3 separate regions of the Homo sapiens genome follow, and regions 2 and 3 are each linked to region 1. A link is a contact called in ENCODE Hi-C or POLR2A ChIA-PET data. All regions are on one chromosome and are shown on one strand. The core of a region is the stretch at or near the end of the contact, and the rest is flanking DNA. Distances in the headings are between cores, read along the strand shown.

Region 1 (4,196 bases), core at 902-3,401:
TATAATCCCAGCACTTTGGGAGGCCAAGGCGGGCAGATCACGAGGTCAGGAGATTGAGACCATCCTGGCTAACACGGTGAAACCCCGTCTCCACTAAAAATACAAACAATTAGCCGGGCGTGGTGGCGGGCGCCTATAGTCCCAGCTACTCGGGAGGCTGAGGCAGGAGAATGGCGTGAACCCGGGAGGCGGAGCTTGCAGTGAGCCGAGATCGCGCAACTGCACTCCAGCCTGGGAGACAGCGAGACTCCGTCTCAAAAAAAAAAAAAAAAAAAAAACCTCAGCAAAGCGAGAGGTGTTCCTGCTAACAGGCCCCCACCTCACATGTTGATTTCCAGGTCACTACAGGAGCGGAAGAGAGCAGGCTTCTCTTCCCCGTGGAAGAATTCCCCGTGGCCCCACCCACTTCCCCCAGTGCGTACGTCAGGCTCCAGTTCACTGTGGGATGCCCAGACAAGCCCTGGGCAGGTTCCCTCATCGACCCAAAAGCATCTAATGTAAACATTCTTGGGACGCTTGGAGATTCTCCAGGGACCCCATTTTATCTGCCTAAGCATTTGGCTGTCTCATGTTAAGGTATCATCCAGCCCTCGTGGCTTGTGATGGCCATTTCTGGTTGCGTGAGCATTAGTCATCCTGTCTCTGCATTGTGGCATGCCATGGTCTCTTGCAAGGGCTTTGTTACAAGGTATCTGCATTTAAGATAGCCCAGTCATCGAGCGTTGCGAACAGCCCCACCCAATCGGGCCTGGCCAGGAGATTTCATCACTGTGATCTTAAGTTCTTTACCAGAGCCCTTATTAGAACAGTTAGATGCAGCCGGGCACGGTGGCTCATGCCTGTAATCCCAGCACTTTGGGAGGGTGAGGCAGGCGGATCACGAGGTCAGGAGTTCAAGACCAGCCTGGCCAACATAGTGAAACCCCGTCACTGCTAAAAACACACAAAAAATTAGCTGGATATGGTGGCGGGCGACTGCAGTCCCAGCTACTTAGGAGCCTGAGGCAGGAGAATCGCTTGAACCTGGGAGGCGGAGGTTGCAGTGAGCTGAGATCACGCCTTTGCACTCCAGCCTTGTGACAGTGCAAGACTCCGTCTCAAAAAAAAAAAAAAAAAAAAAAAAAAAAGTTAGATGCAATGCACCTAGGGTGGCGTCATTATCATTCTAATCATCACAAATGCAGCTGACATTTAGTGAGCACTTACTGTTATGAACTTCACATGGAGTTTACTTTCCAATCACTCTCATCAACCCTCTGATGGTAGGAAGTATGGTTGTCTCCATTCTAAGACTCAGAGAAGTTAGTGACCAGCCTAACCTTACCCAGTACCTGGTGCAGCCCATATCCATACACAGTCTAACTCTGGATCCCACACTCTAAACCGCGATGCAGTAATACCTGGTTTCAGTGCACCTCAGATTCGTCCTCCTAGGCTGCCGCTGGAAGACTAGCAGCTCTTCATTCTGTTTTCCTTTTCATTGTCATAGATTATTTGTTACAACTGTCTGTGGAATGAAATCAGAATATTTTTAACAAATGGATATAAATCATGCATCATTTCTCTATGGCTAACATGTGTCTCCTTAAGTTGAAAATGAAATTCCAAACGGACTAGGCTATATACATGATTGTTTTCCACTCTGCCTCCCTTTTAAAGATGTCACAACCTGCCATTTATAATGCAGAGCGGTTTCTCGCTCCATCTCTCCTATTTTCTAACCTGTTAACAAAAACCCTCCTGCAGACAGCACCTTTTGGCATCTGCCTGCGGAGGTGTGGGATTTGGCCTTGCACGTTGGGTTTTATGCAGTGTTTTTCTAAGTATTTTAATTATCTTTTCCAATTTTATATTGGCCCTTTAGACCTCTCACTACTCAAACCTTCCATCACGGTTCATTTATTACTGTCTGCTGAAAAGATGATGTGTTAGAATAAATTCTCATTCTCGTTTTTGAGGAGCAGGGCAAAAAAAAAAGACTTGTCTCTGGCTTTTTTCCTATTTTATTTCTTGTTTCTTTCTTGAAGTAACGAACAATAATTTGTGATAAAAGAATACAGACAAGACACCTGATTATCCACATGGCAGTGTCACTGCAGGTCCCATCACCTGCGAGCTCGCTTGTTGGCCGCTAGGGAGCACTTGGCAGTGGCAGCTCCCTTGTCCTGGGAAGGCCCTGAGAAATCAGATACTCCGTTGGTACTCTGTGTTCTCTCGGGACATCATTTTCCACTTCAGAACTGTCTGTTCTTTTTGTCAGCTACAAGTAAACTTTTGGAACTTGGCTTCCCTTCAGTGATTGCTAGCTTTTATTGCTACATTGAAATAATAGGTCTTGGCATTTGAAATTTGATTTTATGACAAAAGGATATGTCAATCACCTAGAAAGGAAGAGAAATTTATACATGAAATTGACATAATGAGCATACCTAACAAATTTATTCTAGTTAATACATTCTACTTATAAAAGATATTTATAGATCCTTAAATATCTAATTTGCAATTACTTTTTAGTGTTAGTCTAGCAGGTGTATCAATGAAAACTTAGCTGATGTTTATTAATATCACAAACATGACATTTTTGCTATAATAATAGCAAAATTTAACCCGTTACTCTTTAACCTTGTACTGGAAATTCTAAGCAGTGCAGCAAAAAGAAAAAGAAAAAAAAAAGTGTAACTTTTGGGAAAGAGGGAGGAAAATATATTCCTTTCTATATACAATAAGATTTTCTTCTCCCAAACCTATGAGAATCAAGAATTGGGGGATAGGCGGGGTACAGTGGCTCATGTCTGTAATGTCAGCACTTTGGGAGGCTGAGGTGGGCAGATCACTTGAGCACAGGAGTTCAAGACCAGCCTGGGCAACATGGCAAAAACCCATCTCTACAAAAAAATACAAAAATTAGCCGGGTGTAGTGGCACACACGTGTAAACCCAGCTACTTGGGAGGCTGAGGTGGGAGGATGGCTTGAGTCTGGGAGATGGAGGTTACAGTGAGCCGAGATTATGTCACTGCACTCCAGCCTGGGCGACAGGGCCAGGCCCCATCTCAAAAATAAAAAAATTAGAAAAAGAATTGGGTCATGCCTATAATTCCAGCACTTTGGGAGGCTGAGGCTATGGATCACGAGGTCTGGAGTTCAAGACCAGCCTGGCCAACATAGTGAAACCCCATCTGTACTAAAAATACAAAAATTAGCTGGGCGTGGTGGCACGTGCCTGTAGTCCCAGCTACTCAGGAGGCTGAGACAGGAGAATTGCTTGAACCTGGGAGGTGGAGGTTGCAGTGAGCTGAGATCGCGCCACTGCACTCCAGCCTGGGCGACAGAGCAAGACTCTGTCTCGAGAAAACAAACAAACAAACAAACAAACAAAATTGGCCAGGCATTGTGGTGTACCTGTAGTCCTAGCTACCTTGGAGGTGTGAGGATTACCTGAGCCCAGGGAGTTCGAGGCTGTAGTGAGCCATGATCATGCCATTGCACTGCAGCCTGGATGACAGAGTAAGACCCTGTCTCAAAAACAAAAAACATGATTCTTTTTATCAACTTTAATGTTAGTGTATTCTGGCAATAGGACCTTTTAAGAATTTTGCTTATTTCATTGAGAATTTGCCTTAATGTATTTTTAAAATTTATCATTGGTCGCAATAAACATTAATATAAAAAAGTACCTATGAGGTATTCTGAACAGTTTTAGGAGCGTCTTGGTTTTTCCTGGGGCAGAGGCAATGAACCTATGCTAAATTTCATAGGCATTTCTTATACAGCCCTTCAAATTGCCCCTTAAAGTGTTAGGTCAGGATGAAAAGCTATTTCAAGTCAGTAGTAACAACTGGTTTATTTTATTGCTTGCATTTGGCCCACCAGGTTGGTGGCTGATGAAATGTGTATGAAGTAACAGGAGTCTTTGCTGAGTGATCATCTGTTTATTCTTTTACTCCACAAATATCGAATGTTTACAGCGTGCCTGGCACTGAGCAGGGCTGGGGTTTCCTGACCATATGGACCTTCCTGGGTATATCTGTGGGGCTTGAATGGTGTGTGACCTTGTGTACGCATGCGTGAATTCATTTGTCATGAGTCAGATTTTATTAAAATTTAAAGGACCAACTTTTTACTTTCATGTTGTGAAACTTGGAAATGTCAGTCTCTTTCAGTGTTGGAAAACTTGGGTGGTCAGCCAATTTTATAT
Region 2 (4,196 bases), core at 707-3,206, 400 kb before region 1:
ACAGAGTAGGGCTTGGCGTCTGCCAGTGTGGATTGAAATCTTTGCTCCATGCTTCTAAACAGTGCAACCATGAGACTGTTGCTTGCTTTCTTTTGAAAACGATAAAGAATACCTATGTCACAGATTCCTGTAAGAATTGAATTCTTTAAACATATATAAAGCATCTGACTTAAGAAATATGTCATAATGCTAGTACCCTCCTTCTTAAAATGCTATGATTTCAAACATCAAGGAATCTGGGAAGTTTGCCTTTTTGGAGCACAACTAGACAATTCTGTCCAAAATATTTCCCACTATAACTTATTACTCATTGGAGGATCAGTATAAACATTTAGGTCAATACCACTGAAAAATACTCATGAGACAGAAGTATTGCATAGTCCATGTCTTATGTGAGATATTTTAGATACTTTTTCTTTCTTGTTTCTTCCTTATTTTTTCCTTATTCACTTCCAAATAAAAGAAAGGTATAAGTTGAACCAAGTTGAGAAAGTGAAGTCTTTACAAAGTTTATATTGCTAATTAAATTAAGGTTTTTAGCAGATCAAGGACGAATAGCTGAGTTCAACAAAATATTTCCTTTGATCTCAAGGCTTTTTACTTCAAAGACTAACCAGCGGGATCATGCAGGGGGCTGGCAGTGAACCCCTCCTCTCCCCACAATGAGGGGGCTTGGGTGAAAAGAACTTTGGAGAATCCACTTCAGAGCAGTGTGAACACCTGCAGTGGTTGGTCCTGCCCAGGCCAGCCTCTGGGGTGAGACATGTCAGCGGAAAATAAATGAGTCAGAAGATGTGAGTTTGAGGCTTGAGTCTACCCGTTACTCACATCCCATGAAAAAGTTGCTTGACATCAGTCTTCATGTTCTCCCATGAAAAATGGGACAATGATGCCTAACTTATTTGTCTCCTAGCTTTGATCTAAAGATAATGCTGGCTCTTTGAATATAGCAAATACTGAAATAAGATTAAGAAATAAAACCCCAGAGTGATACTCAAACAGTTTGCATTTTCTTCCAGGAAGAGTTTTTCAGCCTGGCGTGGTGGCTCACACCTGTAATCCCAGCACTTTGGGAGGCCAAGGTGAGTGAATCTCCTGAGTTCAGGAGTTCAAGGCCAGCCTGGACAACATGGTGAAACCGTCTCTACCCAAAATACAAAAAATTAGCCCAGCATGGTGGTGTGTGCCTGAGGTCCCAGCTACTCGGGAAGCTGAAGTGGGAGGATTGCTCAAGCCTGGGAGGTGGAGGTTGCAGTGAGTCGAGGTCGTGCCACTGCACTCCAACCTGGGTGACAGAGTGAGACTCCATCTAAAAAAAAAATAGTTTTTCTACTTCTCTCTCCAGTGCTGTACACAGTAGGTGCTCAATATTTCTTTGTTGAGTGAGTGAAGGGGCAAATGAAGACTGTGGTGAGAGGTGGGCCCTGGGACCCTCTGCCATGTAGATTTGTTCTTCCTTCCTCTTAGATGACCCCATTCATCGTGCCATTGCAGCCTAGGCCCTACTTAATCCTGGGATGTGGTAAGAAGAGAACGCCAGGGTCGGGGAGGGAGAAGGGCAGTGGGAAGCTGGGAGAAAGAAAGGGCCACCCTGGCGCAAGGAAGGAAGAAGGACGGTTATGGGCAATTCCTGCAACTGCCCTCTAATGAGAGCCTGCTGTGTCCCCAATATAAAGTGTGTCACACCACCTTGGACAGGTGGTCCTCAGCGTTATTCCATTGAACCCATGTTTGCATCTGATTGAAAGGATTAAGCATTTATATGTTTCCAAATTTTCATAAGCCTGGAAAGATGAACACCCTACTTGGTGAAATCCAATGGCGAGTCATCCTAAATTCTTAGTCACCAAAGAGAGAATTTGGGGCACTGGGGAAACCCAGACGCTGACTACGCAATGAGAACATAATGAATAATGAGGGCTGAAACATTACAGGTATGTGCCACAGGCTTCTAGAGATGGCTTTCAAGCTTCCCTGTGACTTTGAACTTCTCATTCTCACAATGCTTTTGGACAGACTTTATTTTTCAGAATCAGAGATAACGGGCAGATGCTAATGGGCTGAGCTTTGCTGTGAGCTCTGGGGTGGGGCCTAGATGGGATCCTCCTGTGGGTGTCAGCACTGGGTGTTACCACGTCAGCGTTCCCCTGCCTTAGATGGATTGTTTCTCTTTGACGTTGGGATGGTTTCCTAACCCACGTCTGCAGTGAATCAGCCCCTGATAGAGGAATGATTCAGTGGACTCCTGTAGTCGGGTACCCAGGTTGAAGGAGACACATTCAAAGACACTGGTATCACTCAGGATGTCTGAGGCTGCAACTCACAGGAGATCCAGCTGATAGTGACTTCAAACATAACCATGTGTGTTTATCTCATGCAGCAGGAAGTCTAGGGATTTATGGCTCCAGGGTTACACAGCTTCTCTGGAATTCTGGTTCTAGAAAGGCAGTATGTCACAACAGTGAGGAGTACAGCCTCTGCCATGGGTCTCCCTGAGTTCAAATCCCAGCTTTGGTGCTTCTTGTCTGTGAAACTTCCCACAAATTACTGAACTTCGCTGAGCCTCGGCTCCCTCCTCTGTCAATTGGAGAGAACAGTAGTTGTCCTTCCAGAGTTGCTGTTAGAATTAAATTAGTTAATATCTATAAACTGCTTAAGGAGAGACTGGCATGTATTAAGCACTATGAGTGTTAGTTCTTGTCATCTTTATTTATTTTTATCATCCCCTCATTGTCACAAGATCGTTCCCAAAGCAGCAGGCTTTCACACCACACGACAGTATGCAGGACAGGAAGGAAAGTGCTGGAGGGGACAAGGCAAGGGATAAGAATGACACAGGCCTCTCTTGGGCATCTCTCTCCTTTAGCAGGGAGAAAACTCCTTCCCAGACCTCATGCCTTTCTCAGAGCCTACAGGTCAGGACTGGGCCACACAGTGATGTCTGAGGCAATACCTGGCAAAGGAGAGTGAAATCATCATGGTTTGGAGCCTCTGTGCTATCTCCCGTGGTAGCTCCTAATAACCACATAAAGCAATTTAGATTTAAATTAAAATTAAATAAAATTTAAAATTTAGGCCGGGCGTGGTGGCTCACGCCTGTAATCCTGGCACTTTTGGAGGCTGAGGTGGGTGGATCCCCTGAGGTCAGGCGTTTGAAACCAGCCTAGCCAACTTGGTGAAACTCCGTCTCTACTAAAAATACAAAAATCAGCCAGGTCTGGTGGTGCATGCCAGTAATCGCAGCTACTCAGGAGGCTGAGGCAGGAGAATCGCCTGAACCCAGAAGACAGAGGTTGCAGTGAGCCAAGATAGCGCCACTGTACTCCAGCCTGGGTGACAGAGCGAGGCTCCAGCTCGAAACAAAATAAAAATAATTAAATTAAATTAAATTAAATTCAGTTGCCCAGTCACTTGAGCCACATTTCAGGTGCTCAGTAACCACGTGGGGCCAGTGGTCTCCATAATGGACAGTGCAGCCCTAGACCGTTTCCATCATCCAGGAAGGTCTGTCAGACAGTGCTGGAATCAGAGCCCACTCCCGCAGCTGGATGAGGGTAAACCTTCCCTGAGCACATTTTCTCATGGTGTCTGAACAAAATCAGGGCTGTGTTCACAAGGAAGGAGGAGGAGTGGCTGCTGGGTTGGTAATCAACAATGAAGGAGACACAGGAGGGAAGACCAGCATAGACGCTGGTGAGATCAGAACTGTGGGTGTGAGTGTGGCCATTGGGTGAGAAGCTCAGCAGGGTTTAAGGAGCCTCATTAGATTTCATGTTGACCATCCTGGCCTCTCTGTCCGCGAGGCACCCTGACACACACAGTCTAGCTGTTTTATTGTGGTGGAAATTGGAATTATAAGAATTTGTTGGCTGGGCGCGGTGGCTCACACCTGTCATCCCAGCCCTTTGGAAGGCTGAGGCAGGCGGATCACAAGGTCAGGAGTTCAAGACCATCCTGGCTAACATGGTGAAACCCCGTCTCTACTAAAAATACAAAAAAAATTAGCTGGGCGTGGTGGTGGGCGCCTGTAGTCCCAGCTACTTGGGAGGCGGAGACAGGAGAATCACTGGAACCCAGGAGGCAGAGGTTGCAGTGAGCCAAGATGGTGCCACTGCACTCCAGCCTGACAACAGAGACTCCATCTCAAAATAATAATAATAATAATAATTTGTTAGATGCCCTCACCCCTCTTAAAC
Region 3 (4,196 bases), core at 1,227-3,726, 290 kb after region 1:
AATTATCTCCTCAAATCTAAAGCTCAAGAAATATGTGAAAATATTTTAGCTTTGATATATTAAAAATATAATTTTTTGCTTTCAAAAATAACTGAGTTGTAAAAACACTTTTAAGTTCATTAGTATATGCTAAAACATTGTCCTGTAAAATGTACAATAGTGAAAAGATCTTACATTTAACAAGCTCTCCTCATATATCCAATCCCCAACATAGTTTTCAAATTCATGTATCTCCAATAGCCCTAGATACAATTAAATGCCATTTTTTAAAGGTGAGTTTCATGTATCACCAGTGTGTGTAGGCTTTGCATCATTCTTGGGTCACATGTACACTTTAACTTATTGGTTACAGGCTGTGCCTTAGTCAACCCTCAGTCCCAGAGCCAGGAATGGTGACAGTTAATGTACATTCACTGCATATTTATTAAAACGAACAGAAGTTAAATGATAATGAGATAGTATTTCTTCTATGCCAAGATTCATTTTGTTGCAGCATTATTTTTTCTAGTGCTCAAAGATACTATTGGTGAAAGGGATGAAACAGGCTGCTAGCACATGTTCTGTCTTACAGAATTACAATCTATTTTTAAAGAGCACAAGAGTGTCCTATTTCTTAGTCTTACAGAACCCCCTAATGGAGAATACTGTGTGCTGCATTCTGAAACTGCCAGCCAAGTGCATTAGAAATTCCATTATGCAGGCATTAAACTACACAAAGACAAATCTTATAATATTTAAACATTGTTTTGATAACTATATTTTTTAAGGGAACAAAGGTACATGATAATTTAAAAGATACACATAAAAGTAAAATAAGTGAACTGCTTCACATCCCAGTTTGACTGAGTTATTTTGTTCATAACAAAACTCACCACTTTGTATCCTACAGTTGGCGGTTGAATCACTTAAAATCAGTTTGATCCTTTTAAGGTCTGCTTTTTTTTTTTTTTTTTTTTTTTTTTTTTTTTTGAGACAGAATCTCGCTCTGTTGCCCAGGCTGGAGTGCAGTGGCGCTATCTCGGCTCATTGCAGCCCCTGCCTCCTGGGTTCAAGTGATTCTCCTGCCTCAGCCTCCTGAGTAGCTGGGACTACAGGCGCATGCCACCAGGCCTGGCTAATTTTTGTACTTTTAGTAGCGATGGGGTTTCACCGTGTTGGGCAAGATGGTCTCGATCTCCTGATCTCATGATCTGCCCACCTCGGCCTCCCAAAGTGCTGGGATTATAGGCGTGAGCCACCACGCCCGGCCTAAGGTCTGCTTTTAAGACTTGTTAGGACCAGAGCCGCATTTAGTTTAGGACTGATTATTCTCTGCTACTGAGGCAAGACCCTTCTGAGTATTCTACCCATGTCTGTGAATTTTGAAGTTTTTCGGTCTAGTTGGTGGGACTAGGTGTCATTCTTGGCCAAAGACACTGTTCCTTCTAGTCCTTTCTGATGGCTCTTTCCTGGCCTCCGGGCTCCTCACACGCCTGTGCCAGCAAAGCCTCAGCTGAAGACTCCAGGAATCCCCCACATCAGACCTCTCCCTTTATCTCCCTCTGTACTGTGCTCTACTCTCTGGCACTGGGTCCTGCAAACTCTGGCCCCTTGGATCTCCTTTTTGGACCCTCAGCAATGTCTCCTCAACTCAGGGAGTTGCCAGGTGGTACCTGGGTTGCTGCCCCTGCTCCCAGGCCAGGAAACACTCAAGGCAGCGAGCTGGGTGATCACATAACTCCCTTATTGGTTTCTCATCCCTTAGGAGTCACTGTCCTTCCTTGCCTAATGCCCAGAGTTTTGAAAATCGTTGTTGCATAGATTTTCTTTGTTTCAGGTGGGTTGGGTATATCAGCTCCCTCTCACACCGTCTTGCCCAGAAGCAGAAGTCTCCCTCCTCTTTATTTGTAGGACAGGAATTCAGTGTTACTTTATCAAGGGTATTTCTCACAGTGACTCTTAAGGTAAGACACACCTGCCTCAGCATCATCTAGGACACCTGTTAAAATGCAGATTTCTGAGCCTCACCCAGGCCTGCTCCATCTCCATCTCTTCAGTAAGGCCCACACAGCTGCTGCTTAAACAGTGCCCTGGGTGTCTCACAACTACAGCTGCAGGAACTGCATGAAGGGCTTATTTGGCCAGACCTCCCAATGTATATGGTAAATTGTATTCTAATAGGGACAGGGAGGAAGAAAGAAGGGATGTTGGTTTGAAATTCTACTGAGAAGCCAAAGCTCCTTTCTGTGGACAAAGTGAGTTTGCTTATCTAAGGAGCCATCTTTCCATGTTTTATTCCCTTAGAGTTTCACTGGCAGGTAAAACCAGAAATTCTTCAGCTGCTGAAAAAGGACTTTGCCCTGGCTTAGGCTTCTTTGATAAAGAATTGCTTGATTGGAGAATGGCCTTCATCAAAACACCTGACTAGTTTTTCCGTAAGAAGGAAAACTTAACCAGATGGCATCTGCTGGGGCTTTTTTGGGAGTCATTTACAGTTACAGATCCTTGAGCAAAGCCCATTTGATAGATGGCATGGCCATGTAGAGGCTGGGGCTTGTAGTGACTTCTCCCTGGGAACTACTTGAACTGGACTGGCTACGAGGATGGAAAGTTGGGGATGATGGTCATCGGGGGTGACTCTTAAATGGTCTTTATCTTGTGGCTGGAGTGTGTGGTGAGTTCACTCCTTAGTGAAGGCAAGAGTGTGAGAGAAAGCTGGAAGGCTGGCGAGAGGGAGGGGAGATGGATAGAAAGATGAACCAAAGAACCTATTTCCTTTTGAACTTGGAAAGTGCATGGTCTCTCTGAAACTAAGGAGGAAATATTAATAAAGCTACTGGTAATGAATTTTCTCCCTTAGTTGAGCGTCAGTCACAGAAGACTTGTATTGTTTGTTTAGGAACTTAGTACAAACTCAAAATGTTTTGAAGCCTTAGGTATTTTCATTTCCTTTTATGTTAGTTGGGCCTTATGTTGCATGGTGATCAGTGCCAAGGATGGTGGGAAGACAGCTACACACCATGGAAAAGATCTGTTCCCCAAGCCTTGCCCAGCATTCACAGGAGATCTTTTTTCTAGTTATGTGTTTTCCAAATAAGGCTCTCTGGGAAAACCTAGAGTTTCATTACGTAGCAACTCAGCGTGTGTATGTGTGTGTGTGCAGATGACACCTGTGTTAAACATCAACCAACCACTAAGCGTAGATCTTGGTTTCTGCTGAGTATTTGGATTCTGCACATGAAGTGCTCTGTTTTCCTGGAAAGGGTTGGTCCTGCATGATGGCACGTTGGTATTGGTCAATCACACCTCATCTCTTCTGGTTCTAGGAAGGAGTGAGGAACATGAAATGCTCCTTCTCATTCTGAATTGCCATGTGGTCTCTTCAAAGAATATCATTGAATGTATTCACCCTTTGAAGAGGGCACACATTTTAAAGGATCAGAACTGTATTGGAAACCCAGAGTCCTGGCCTTGGGTCTTGGCTCTGCCTCATACTAGCTGCAAAAAGTTGGATTTCACGTTCCTCACCTATAAAATAAGGGAATTTGAAAAGTTGACATCAAATGTCCCGTCTCATGACAAATTATCTAATTCTGTATAACCTAAATTGAACTGTGGTGACATAAATTAATGGTAAACTCACTGGAAGACTATAGAAATGTGAGTTCCTATGGTACTCAGAATTAATCACTGGGCAATTTAAAACTATTGTTAAACTCCCAGGGAGCACCTGTTTTTGGTCCAGAAGAAAAGATGTGGAGTGACATCTTTTTTTCACCCTGGAACTTACATTTTCTTTTTAAATCATATATATTTCGATTAAATTTTATTCAGCCCAATCTGAACATTTATTTTTAATCTCAAACACTTATTACTCTTTACAAACCCATTTGGTTAGATATTATTTTCAGGTTGTACACAATGAATTTCTCATTTCTGTTTGTGATTATAACAATTCAAATATCAATTATAATTTATTGTGTTAATAAAAATGTAAGTAATGATGAAATTTATTGTCCCAAAAAACTATTATATGAAGCTTTTTAAAAGGGAAAAATGTAATATAATTAAGAGTGTTTTCTTATGACTATGGAAGATAGTCAAAGATTGCATATTTTTTTCTTTCTTTCCAGCAAATAGTGTTTATCTATAGACACAGAGGAATAGTGCTACCAGCATTCAAGTTTTTGATAACAGTATTTTCCACATTTAGTGTG

Evidence for each region. Hi-C counts contacts between places; a loop is a spot of excess contacts on that map. ChIA-PET counts read pairs that join two places held with the same protein, here RNA polymerase II (POLR2A). Pooled maps may share reads with other maps.
Region 2: POLR2A ChIA-PET joins it to region 1 with 12 read pairs in A549. The contact joins two enhancer-like sites. A Hi-C loop is called at or near these places in 18 of 168 maps with a recorded cell type or tissue (GM13976, GM23248, HL-60/S4 and 11 more) and 7 of 50 pooled maps. POLR2A ChIA-PET finds 5 or more read pairs at or near these places in 5 of 52 experiments (A549, A673, AG04450 and 2 more).
Region 3: a map of CD4-positive, alpha-beta T cell shows a loop between it and region 1 (22-fold over the local background). The contact joins two enhancer-like sites. A Hi-C loop is called at or near these places in 13 of 168 maps with a recorded cell type or tissue (A673, CD4-positive, alpha-beta T cell, Right ventricle myocardium superior and 10 more), 1 of 37 single-sample maps with no recorded cell type and 26 of 50 pooled maps. POLR2A ChIA-PET finds 5 or more read pairs at or near these places in 1 of 52 experiments (activated CD4-positive, alpha-beta T cell).

Annotation. Positions count from the first base shown.
Region 1 is chr5:16,774,771-16,778,966 of GRCh38, reverse strand. All of the region lies in intron 9 of MYO10 (myosin X), which reads left to right. Among named protein-coding and RNA genes, the nearest start is that of MYO10, 160 kb to the left of the region's middle. Within about 2 kb of position 2,151, at least 3 of the 41 ENCODE cell types and tissues checked have a DNase peak (open chromatin) inside an H3K27ac peak, as active enhancers do.
Region 2 is chr5:17,179,256-17,183,451 of GRCh38, reverse strand. All of the region lies in intron 1 of BASP1-AS1 (BASP1 antisense RNA 1), which reads left to right. Among named protein-coding and RNA genes, the nearest start is that of MIR10522, 25 kb to the right of the region's middle. Within about 2 kb of position 1,956, at least 4 of the 41 ENCODE cell types and tissues checked have a DNase peak (open chromatin) inside an H3K27ac peak, as active enhancers do.
Region 3 is chr5:16,485,856-16,490,051 of GRCh38, reverse strand. The region is part of intron 3 of RETREG1 (reticulophagy regulator 1); the gene reads left to right. Among named protein-coding and RNA genes, the nearest start is that of ZNF622, 22 kb to the right of the region's middle. Within about 2 kb of position 2,476, at least 3 of the 41 ENCODE cell types and tissues checked have a DNase peak (open chromatin) inside an H3K27ac peak, as active enhancers do.